Regions from separate parts of the Homo sapiens genome. Here region 2 is linked to region 1. The links are chromatin loops, found by intact Hi-C in ENCODE. Cell type or tissue: B cell. All regions are shown on one strand. Links, peaks and the distances in the headings refer to the core of each region. The heading gives the core; the rest is flanking DNA. Region 1 overlaps PTGIS (prostaglandin I2 synthase). Region 2 has its middle 38 kb from the start of SNORD12.

Region 1 (5,376 bases), core at 86-5,085:
CTTGAACAAGTCACCTCACATCTCAGCATCTCAGTTTTCTTGCCTGTAAATTGGGATAATAAAAGTACCCACCACAGAGGGTTATATACAGATCAAATGCGTTATTAACATCTAAAGCACAGAGATGACTGACACAGTCCTAATAAACGCTATATTATTAAATAACAAATCTTACTGAATGTTAGCAAATTATTAGCCCAAGGAGAACATGTTCATGAATTGCTTCTTTAATTAAGAAACAATAATAAATTGCGAAATACAGAGCACAAAGTTTGAAGACAGAGAGCATTGAAATCCCAGCTCTTCCCTTTCTAACGAGATGACCTTGGCCAAGTCACTTTGCATCTCTGAGCCTCAGTTTCCCCCATGTGTAAAATGAGGGCCATCTAGCTCATAGGATGGTCAGGAGGATTCAGAAAGATCACACACAGAACACACTTGGTATCGGTAGAAGTTTGTAAAATGCTACTTGCTACATTCTCTCCATTATTACGAGGTATTTCTTATTGGTGTGATAACCGGATGCCATGAATGAGGGCTGCCAGGCCCACGGTGATTGGCAGCCCACCAATTTAAACCAGATTGGTGTATCTGGTTTAAATCCCAGAGTCCCCATGCTATGTAGCCTCGGCTGAGCCCCTGCCCATCTCTGGACCTCAGTCTCCTCATCCAAAAAATGAGGACCCAGACTTGAATACCTCTCAAGTTTTTTCTGGGAAAGCCCTCTAGGCCCTCTAGATTTGGGGGCATAGTACAGAGAGGCCCCCAGAAGACACATGTCTTTAAAGTCTTGTGTTTTACCTTTGAAATGCATCAGAGTTTTGCATCAGACTCTGTGATTCTTTGATATAAGAATGCCTTTTTCCCCAAAACAATGTTCAAATAAACAGCCCCCCAAAATAATCCAGTAAAATAAATGTTCCAGACAGAAGCACTATGCTTAGCTAGGGGGTCTGTTTAACTGTCCCCTGCCCCCAACTCCCTACTGTATGAGAAACACCAGACTCAATGGCCTAAGGGTTCTCAAAGGATTAACTTTCTTTTAAAATATATTTATACTTTAAAAAGTGAAGGAAGAATAATGTATGCATACAGAAAAAAAAGAAGAAAAATAAAGAATCTAAGAGTTCAAGTCCACATCTTGTAAAAAATGATTTTCTCTCCACCCCTTCTCGGCCTTCCCAAAGGCAAAAATCTATACATACTCCCACATTTTTAAAAATGGCCGGGTGTGGTGGCTCACACCGGTAATCCTAGCACTTTGGGAGGCTGAAGCAGGCAGATCACTTGAGGTCAGGAGTTCAAAACCAGCCTGGCCAATGTGATGAAACCCCAGCTCTACTAAAAAAGTACAAACACATTATCCGGGGGTGGTGGTACGTGCCTGTAATCCCAGCTACTCGGGGGGCTGAGGCAGGAGAATTGCTTGAACCTGGGAGGCAGAGGTTGCAGTGAGCTAAGATCGTGCCACTGCACTCCAACCTGGGCAACAGAGCAAGACTCTGTCTCAAAAGCAAAAACATATATATATATATATAAAATGTATGTATATATAGTGATATAGTATACCCTCTGCCTGCAGCTTGCTCTTTTTTGTAACAGTAGATTTCATTCACTACCAGTATGTCCCACTCTGTTTTAGATGCATAGATGGCCTTTAGATGAATGCATAATTTATTTAATCAGCCCTTACTGATGGACTTTAAATTGTTTCTAGCATTTGCAATTATAAGCAATGTGACAATGAATATGTTTGTGTATCTGTAGACATGTGCAAGCATTTATGTAGGATAAATTCCTAGAAGTGGAAGTACAGGATCAAAGGAATGTGCATTTTATTTTATGTTTCAGCAGGTTCTGCCAAAAGAGGCTGCAATGCTTCAAGCACCCCACAGCAATGTTCGGGGGCTGCTTTGCCCACATGCCTCTGGTCCCAATTAAGATGAGAAATCACCGTCCCACATTGCCACCTGCTGCTCATATTGAGAAATGCATCCTTCCTATAGCCAGCCCAGGGCTGCTCCCAGAGTGATGGGGGGAGTTCCTCTGCGTCTAATCAGACTCCTCTGGAGCATCTGTGTGGAGGAAATGGTAATGGAGAAACCCAATTTTTCCTGGGGAAGCAATCAGTGCTAGGATGTGGCAGGTGCTTTATGCACAGGATTTTGCAGACAGACAGACCAAGTTTCCACCTACCAGCTGCATGTCTATGACAAGTGATCTCACCTCTCTGAGCCTCAGTTTCCTTATCTGCAACATGGGTATGTGAATAACAACCTTCCAGCATGGATGGCAAGATTTGATAAGCTCAAATGAGTTCCTCTAAAAAGATAATAAAGGACACAAACAGCCGGCTCATAAACAGGAAATGCAAATGGCTACTGAAACACAAAAAAATACAAAAATTAACCAGGCTCAGTGGCACGTGCCTGTAGTCCCAGCTACTTGGGAGGCTGAGTTGGGAGGATCGCTTGAGCCTGGGAGGTCAAGATTGCAGTGAGCCGAGGTCTCGCTACTGCACTCCAGTCTGGGTGACAGAGCAAGACTCTGTTTCAAAACAACAAAAAAACCACACACACCCAGAGATGTTTCATCACAGTAGTCAGTGATATGCCACATAGAGCCAGATGTCCTTTTTTCCATCAGATTGGCAATTATTTAAAGGCTGATAACTGCATGTTGGCAAGGTTGTGGTAACATGCAAATTAAAGCAATAAGTTACCCACCTCTGCCCATCAGATTAGCAAATAAATGGAAAGATTGATGGCATCTGGTGGAGCAGATTTCTTCCCTTTAGGTAGGCGGATGAATTGCTCTGTGGTTTTGGAAATGATGTGGCAGAAGCAGATAAAAATTTTAATGTATAGGGCCTTTGACCTGGCAAAACCACTTCTAAGAAGTGGGCAGAGAGAAATGAAATAACCAGATGGTAGAACAGATACAAGTACAATGAAATGGTATAAAAGCAAAAAGAAAGAAAGATAGAATATTGACATCTGTCAGAGGGAAATGGCTAACTACTGAAACAGCCATGTGAGGGCTAAAAAAATGTATTGGTTTTTTGTTTTTGTTTTTGTTTTGAGATGGAGTCTTGCTCTGTCACCCAGGCTGGAGTGCAGTGGCGTGATCTTGGCTCACTGTAACCTCTGTCTCACCAGGCTCAAGTGATCCTCCCACCTCAGCCTCCCAAGTAGGTGGGATTACAGGCGCTTGCCGCCATGCCCGGCTAATTTTTTGTATTTTTGGTAGAGATGGGGTTTCGCCATGTTGGCCAGGCTGGTCGCAAACTCCTGACCTCAAGTGATCTACCTGTCTCAGCCTCCCAAAGTGCTAAGATTACAGGCATGAGCCACCGTGCTCGGCCAGATGTCTTGTATTTTTAATGTTAATTTCATATCCTTCTACTTTGCTGGATTCATTTATTGCTGGAGTTTGTTTTATTATTGATTTTCTGGGGTTCTCCAGGTACAATATCAGATCATCTGCAAATAGGAATAGTTTTACTTCTTTACCCATTCTGATGTCTATAATTGGTTTCTCTTGTTTAATTGCATCAGCTAATATCTCTAAAAGATGTTTATATCAACAGAGAAGAATGTACAGCTATATTGTTAGGTTAAAAACAGGTTGTAAATAACAGATACAATTTTTCTTTGTAAACACAGAGACACTGTAGATGTGCATATTTGTCTCTAGTTGTGAGAACATACAAAATACCATGAAGGGATAATACCACCATGCTAACATTGGCTTCACAGGAAGCTGGGCTTGGAAGAAGGGGTATTATATTTTATACAACCTGTAACTCTGAATTGTTAACCACAAGATTATGATTCTCTCATAATGTAAACAAAATCAATAATGCATTAAAGTTTGGCTTTTTAAAAATATATAAGCAAAAGGAAATGGGTGATGAAGTGTTTGAGCACTGACTATGACAATGCTTAACCTCGTATCTGGCACATAGTAAGTGCTCAGCAAACAGTGCTTTTTCTTTTTTTCTTTTCTTTCTTTCTTTCTTTCTTTCTTTTTTTTTTTTTTTTTTTTGAGACGGAGTCTCACTCTGTCGCCCAGGCTGGAGTGCAGTGGCACAATCTCGGCTCAGTGCAACCTCCACCCGCAGGGTTCTAGCAATTCTCCTACCTCAGCTTCCCGGGTAGCTGAGATTACAGGCGCCCACCACCACGCCCAGCTAATTTTTTTGTATTTTTAGTAGAGACAGGGTTCCGCCATGTTGTCCAGGCTGGTCTTGAACTCCTCACCTTAGGTGATCCACCCGTCACGGCCTCCCAAAGTGCTGGGATTACAGGCATGAGCCTCCGCGCCCGGCCACAGTGCTTTTTCTTGTTACCTCAGCCAATTCTAACAGCTGCCCTCTAGGAAGATCCTGCTGTTCCCCCCATTTTGCAGATGAGATCGCTGAGGCACAGAGAAAACACACAGATGCTGGGAGGGGGAGCTGGTAAAGCTCTTCAAGCCGTCAGAGCCCAGACTCTGTCTTAGCCACTCCCCTCCACGGTCCCTCCAGAGAAAGGAACTGGGGCAAGTAGAAGTAACTTGCTCCGAGTCACCAGCAAGGAAGCAGCAGCGCAGGAATTCAAATCCAGGCCTCTGCTGCAAGTCTCTGAGCCCAGCACACACAGCACTTCCCAGCCTTCTCAGGACACTTGTCAGACATGCAGTTTTCCAAGCTCTCCCCTGGAGACCTGGATTCCTATGGACCTGGATGGGGCTGAGGGACCTACGTTATGAAGAAGGGCCTGAGAGGATTCTGCTCATCAGGGAAGTTGGGGGCACATGGCCCAGGGAATGGCGCCGCCCAGTGGTTCCTACGGCCCCTGCACACGGAATCAGCCAGGACACTCTACCAACACTAAGTACGCTCTGCAGCCACAAAAACAGATGAGGTAGATTTTTACAAATCGATGTGGAAATGCTGTAGACAGGGAGTTGAGTGAAAGCTGTAAGCGGTACAACAATTCTTCTAGTGTGATATATCTAAGTTATAGAAGTACAGGCTAGGCAGGGCGTGGTGGCTCATGCCTGTAATCCCAACACTTTGGGAGGCCGAGGCAGGCAGATCTCCTGAGGTCAGGAGTTTAAGACCAGCCTGGCCAACATGGCGAAACACTGTCTCTACTAAAAATACAAAAAATAACCAGGCGTGGTGGTGCGTGCCTGTAATCCCAGCTACTCAGGAGGCTGAGGCAGGAGAATTGCTTGACCCCGGGAAGCAGAGGTTGCAGCGAGCCGAGATTGTGCCGCTGCATTCCAGCCTGGGCAACAGGGCAAGACTCTGTCTCAAAAAAACAAAAACAAAAACAAAACAAAAAACAGGCCAACAGCTAAAAGAAATGCACGTGTGCACTGAAAGAT
Region 2 (5,376 bases), core at 82-5,081, 220 kb before region 1:
ATATTGCTGGTTTTCCATTTATAGTAGTGATATATTTTTTTCCTTTCCTTTTCTTATTAAAATAGACTATTTTTTAGAGAAGTTTTTGGTTCACGGCAAAATTGAACAGAAAGTACAGAGTTCTCATATATTCCCTGCTCCTCCCACCCCTCAGTTTTTCCCACTACCAAGGTCCTACACCAGTGGTACATTTGTTACAATCGATGAACCTGCACTGATACATCCTTATCATCCAAAGCCCATAGTTTGCCTTAGGGTTCACTCTTGGTGCTGCACATTCTATGGGTTTGGACAAATGTACAATGACATGTATCCACCATTATAGTATCATGCAGAATAGTTTAACTGCCCTAAAAATCCTCTGTGCTCCACCTATTCATCCCTCCCTCCAGCCTAACCCCAGGAAACCACTGATAATTTTACTGTCTTCATGGTTTTGCTTTTTCCACAATGTCATGTAGTTGGAATCATACAGTATGTAGTCTTTTTCAGATTGTCTTCTTTCAGTTAATAAAATGCACTTAAGTTTCTTCCACGTCTTTTTGTGGCTTGATAGCTTATTTCTTTTTAGTGCTGAATAATATTCCATTGCCTGGATTTACCACAGTATATTTATCCATTCACCTCCTGAAGGAAATCGTGGTTGCTCCCAAGTTTGGGGAATCATTAATAAAACTTCTAGGAACATCTGTGTGCAGGTCTTTGTGTGGACATAAATTTTCAGCTCATTTGGGTAAATACCAAGGAGCATGAATATTGGATCATATGGTAAGTGTACATTTCATTTTGTAAGAAACTGCCAAACTGTCTCCCACAATGGCTATACCATTTTGTTTTCCTACCAGAAATGAAAAAGAGTTCCCGTTGCTCCACGTCCTCACCAGCGTTTAGGATTTTAATCCTTTGAATAGGCATGTAGTGTTATCTCATTAGTATTTTCATTTGCAATCTCCTAACGACAGGTGATGTTGAGCATCATTTCATATGTTTATTTGCCATCTGTATATCTTCTTTGGTTGAGGTATCTGCTTAGTTCTTTTGCCTATTTTTTTTTTTTTTTTTTTTGAGACGGCGTTTTGCTCTTGTTGCCCAGGCTGGAGCGCAATGGTGCAATCTTGGCTCACTGCTACCTCCCCCTCCTGGGTTCAAGGGATTCTCCTGCCTCAGCCTCCTGAGTAGCTGGGATTACAGGTACCCGCCACCACACTTGGCTAATTTTTTGTATTTTTAGTAGAGATGGGGTTTCACCATGTTGGTCAGGCTGGTCTCGAACTCCTGACCTCAGGTGATCCACCCGCCTCGGCCTCCCAAAGTGCTGGGATTTTACAGACCTGAGCCATGGTGCCTGGCCTCTTTTGCCAATTTTTTAATGAGGTCTTTTGTCTTCTTGTTATTGAGTTCTAAAAGTTCTTTATATATTTTGGACAGCAGTTCTTTATCAGGTGTGTCTTTTGCAAATAATTTTTCCCATTCTGTGGGTTTGGTGGGTTTGTCTTCTCATTCTCTTGAGTGATGTGGCATTTAAAAAAATAAAATTACTTTAAGTTTAAAAAGCAAGTCCATTTAAAGAGAAACACCCAGGAAATAATAGCCAAGGTGGTAGAATATGGTGAAAAAATGAAAGGGCACCCAAGAGCCTCAGGTTTGGGCAATACTGATGACACATAGAGCCTGGTTCCCTGGCAATTATTATGGCGGTTACTACTATTTTAATAATATTAGCAGTTACGGTTGGTATTTTTGCTATTACAATTAATGGCATAGGGGCTGTATCGCCCCTGTCTTCCTGGAACCTGGAGGCAATGAGGAGCTCTGCAAAGTTGTTGAGATTATTATGACCATATCTGGGTATTTCACCACTACAAAGAGCTGCGCAAAGTTTGGACGGTAGGAATCGGGGTGGACATCAGCTCGGTGACAGGTAGGAGGTGGGTCCGAGGAGGGGTCGGGTCTGGGAGCCTCCGCCCCCAACTCAAGGCAGGCTACACAAGATCTGTCTCCGTTGGCGTCCCGGTACCTAGCTTGAGCCCGACCATGGGCATGCGTGGCGTGGCGCGAATCCTGTCCCTGTCGCTCGTCCTGGCCGCGGTGGCCACGGGGGCCTGGGAGCGGGGGCCGCTGGGCGTGCTCTTGCCCTGGCAGGGCTCCGCCGCGCTGGGCCGCTGCTGTCCTGGCCGTGACCCGATGTTTGTCGCCCGCGGGCCCCCGCGCTGCTTCTGCGACCAAGCGTGCGGCGCGGCGCGGCGCGGGACTGCTGCGCAGACTATACGCGGGTCTGCCCAGGTGCACCCGGGGAAAGGCAAGGCACTAGCGGAACGCTCGGAGCGGAGGGGAGCTGGGGCGGGGGATGAGCGGAGGAAGGGAGCCCAGCACCTAGGGGGCTCTGGGCTTGGAGGGGTCACACGAGCCGAGGGCGGGGCGCGGCGCTTGGGGACTGGAAGGGTGCGCCGCGGGGCAGACGGGACGTGCAGGGGGTCGCGCGGGCAAGGAGGGACGCAGACACTCAGGACCTAAAGGGGAAGCACTGGCTGTGGAGCTGCGAGCCGAGAAAGACGCGCAGGTTATGAACCTGGGTGCGTTCATCTCGGGGGACCTGAAGGAGAGGGACTCGTGGAGAGTTGAGGGGTGTTTCGGAGGAGGGGCGCAAGGACTGCTCACAGGACTTGAAGGGCGGCAGGAAGGTGGAGGATTCGGCCCAGGTGCGGGACGCAGGCGGTGGAAGGGAAATGAGCACAAGAGGCGCAGGCAGGAAGGAGAGCGCCTGGTGCGAGAGAGGAAGGAGCGCACCCAGTAAGCGGTGTCGGGGGGGTCGTGAAGCTTGGAGGGCCTCGAGGGGAGGGAGGCGCTTGGGTTGAGGTAGGGCGCCAGATTTCGCAAATCAAAATACAGCACACCCAGTTAAACTCGAATTTCAGATAAACAAATCTTTCTAGAGAAAAATATGTCCTAAATATCGCATGGGATATACTTATACTAAAAAATTATTTGTTGTTTTTCTGAAATTGAAATCTAACTCGGAGTCCTGTATTTTATCTGAGAGCCCCAGCTGGGGACGGGCGCGGGGCCAAGAGAGCTGCGAGGGAGGAGGGGTTGCAAGCTTCTTTCGGGCGGAGGGGTCACAAGGCGAATGGAGAAGGTGACAAGGAGCATGGAGAAACCAAGAAAAGGGCTAACGCTTGGAGAGCAAGGATGGAAAGACGCTCAAAGCGGAGGCGGAACGGTCTGAGTGATTCCAAAACTAGTGTGTCCAAGCTGGTTAGAACTCAGGCAGGCGGGTCCAGAAGCCGAGGGGCCTGACAGATACGCAGGTGAAGTCCATCTGTGGTCCGCGTGCTGGGCGTGGCCACCGGGCTAGTCCAAGCATTCCTGGTAAAGGCTCCTCCAGAGTGGTACCCACAGCGCTCTATTAAGGGCTATTTTAGTTGAGTCATTAGTGGGAAGGACGCTGCCTATCCCCTCCCCCCCCGCCACCCCACTCCCTTCTTCTAGAGATGGAGCCTTGCTCTGTCGCCCAGGCTGGAGTGCCGTGGTGCGATCATCATTCACTGCAGCCTCGAACTCCTGGGCTCAAGCGATTCTTCTGCCTCAGCCTCCCAAGTAGCTGGATGACAGGCACGCACCACCATGTCTGGCTCTCTATCCTTTTTAAATCCCAGAAGTAAAGTTTTCACACCCACTGGAGACAAAAAAAAAATCTAAATTCTGTCACCCTGTAAAACGGTTATGACCCAACTTTCCTATGTCAGGGAGGAAAGTGATTGATTGGGCCCCTCTACCGTGTGATATCACTAGAGCTTCCTTCAGAAATTTGTTTTAAAAGACAGAGAGGGCGCTTTTAAAAAAATGCATAATGGGTCGGGCACAGTGGCTCATGCTTGTAATCCCAACACTTGGGGAGGCTGTGGGAGGATCATTTGAGGCCAGGAGTTCGAGACCAGCCTGGGCAATATTGGAAGACCCAGTCTCTACAAAAAATTAAAAAAAAATTAGCCTCAAATGGTGATGACTGCCTGTAGCACCAGCTACTCAGGAGACTGAGGTGGGAGAATCACTTGAGCCCAGGAGGTTGAGCCTGCAGTGAGCTATGATTATGCCACTGCACTCCAGCCTGGGTGACAGAGCGAGATCATGTCTCAAAAATAAATAAATAAATAAATAAATAAATAAAAATGTAAGGGACCTAACATCCATTAATCACCTATCCCTCTGTGCCCAGAAGCTGGGCTGGATGTCCCCTGGAACCTGAATACATTCTCCCTGCCCTCTGGGGTTCAGGTATGGAATAACATCCCTGTTTAGCAGTCAAGAAAAGCAAGGCTCAGAGAGGAGAGGGCTTTGGGCAGTCAAGAATTCCCAGCCAGTGGAGGAGCTGGGTCTGATTCTGAGTCTTCTAGCTCCTTGCTGCCAGGAGTGGCCAACGTTGGAAATTCAGGCAGCAGTGAGATGAGAAAGTAATTTTGGATGTGGTGTCTTCTCAAGCCATAGGCAAAAGAGAACTCCTTCCAGATTAAATTTGGGGAAGGACTGCCTGGGGGTGCTTTTGTACTGGTTGGTTTTCTGTGTAGAGAGTTCATGCAGCCGCGGGTCTGTACTGATTGGAGCTGAAGTCCCAGGTTAGCACCACCAACAGGGGCTCCCCTGCCACAGCGCAGGAGTGGGGGCCCAGGATGGGTCCAGGCAAAGGCATCAGTGATACTTTCTCATGGTCTGACCGACACCCACAGAATCACACAATGTTAGCCCCTCCCAAGAGATGTCCTTTCTATACGGAGTGGGGGCTGGAGGAACCAGGAGCCTCAAAGCTTTGCTTTCACCTTTGTTTTGCTCTTTTGGGATCTGCCTCCTTATCTGGAGCAGGGTCTTGTGAAGAGACGCAGGGAAAAGTTCACTTTCCACCTCCCAGGGGAGCAGGCAGGAGGGGACTAGTTAGGAGGCAAAAGATGTAGAGAAGTATTTGCTTTTTTCATGGGCTATTTTTAGGAGATAAAGTCAACTGCCTTAAGTGATCAATTGTAATAGAGGGAGATGTTGAAGATGACTTAAAAAACAAACAAAATCCGCAAACAACAAATCTAATATTTATGAAATACCAAATGTCAGGAAGGTACTATTTTAAGTGCTTGAAGTAAATTGTCTCATTTAAGCCTCATAATAACGCTATGGAACAGTGTTATCATGTCTGTTTTACAGATGAGGAACTAAGGCACAGAGAGGTTAAGTGACGTGTTCTGGGTTGCACAGCTCTTAAACAGCAGATCTGGGATTTGCACTCCAGCAGTCTGACTCCAGATCTCAATATTGTATAGCAGCTCAAGGGTGGCAGAGACTCAAGAATGTTAGGAGAGGGAAGCTTGAGTCTACAGGTGTAAGGAGACC

Evidence for each region. Peaks named below come from ENCODE experiments on the same cell type or tissue, not always from the same donor. Only the 100,000 strongest peaks of a DNase experiment are listed, where the experiment ranks them.
Region 2: it touches region 1 in a loop (8-fold over the local background); 1 of 110 quality-filtered maps calls a loop at or near these places.

The regions. Positions count from the first base shown.
Region 1 is chr20:49,532,452-49,537,827 of GRCh38, forward strand. The region is part of intron 5 of PTGIS (prostaglandin I2 synthase); the gene reads right to left. Among named protein-coding and RNA genes, the nearest start is that of PTGIS, 33 kb to the right of the region's middle. In B cell, for the core only: CTCF peaks have their summits at 1,976 (motif pointing left) and 2,187; a DNase peak (open chromatin) is centred at 1,970; H3K27me3 peaks cover 346 bases.
Region 2 is chr20:49,316,303-49,321,678 of GRCh38, forward strand. No RefSeq gene overlaps it. Among named protein-coding and RNA genes, the nearest start is that of SNORD12, 38 kb to the left of the region's middle. RefSeq lists enhancers at 2,152-2,733, 2,734-3,315. In B cell, for the core only: no CTCF peak of the experiment used is centred there; a DNase peak (open chromatin) is centred at 2,579; H3K4me3 peaks cover 872 bases; H3K27me3 peaks cover 4,559 bases.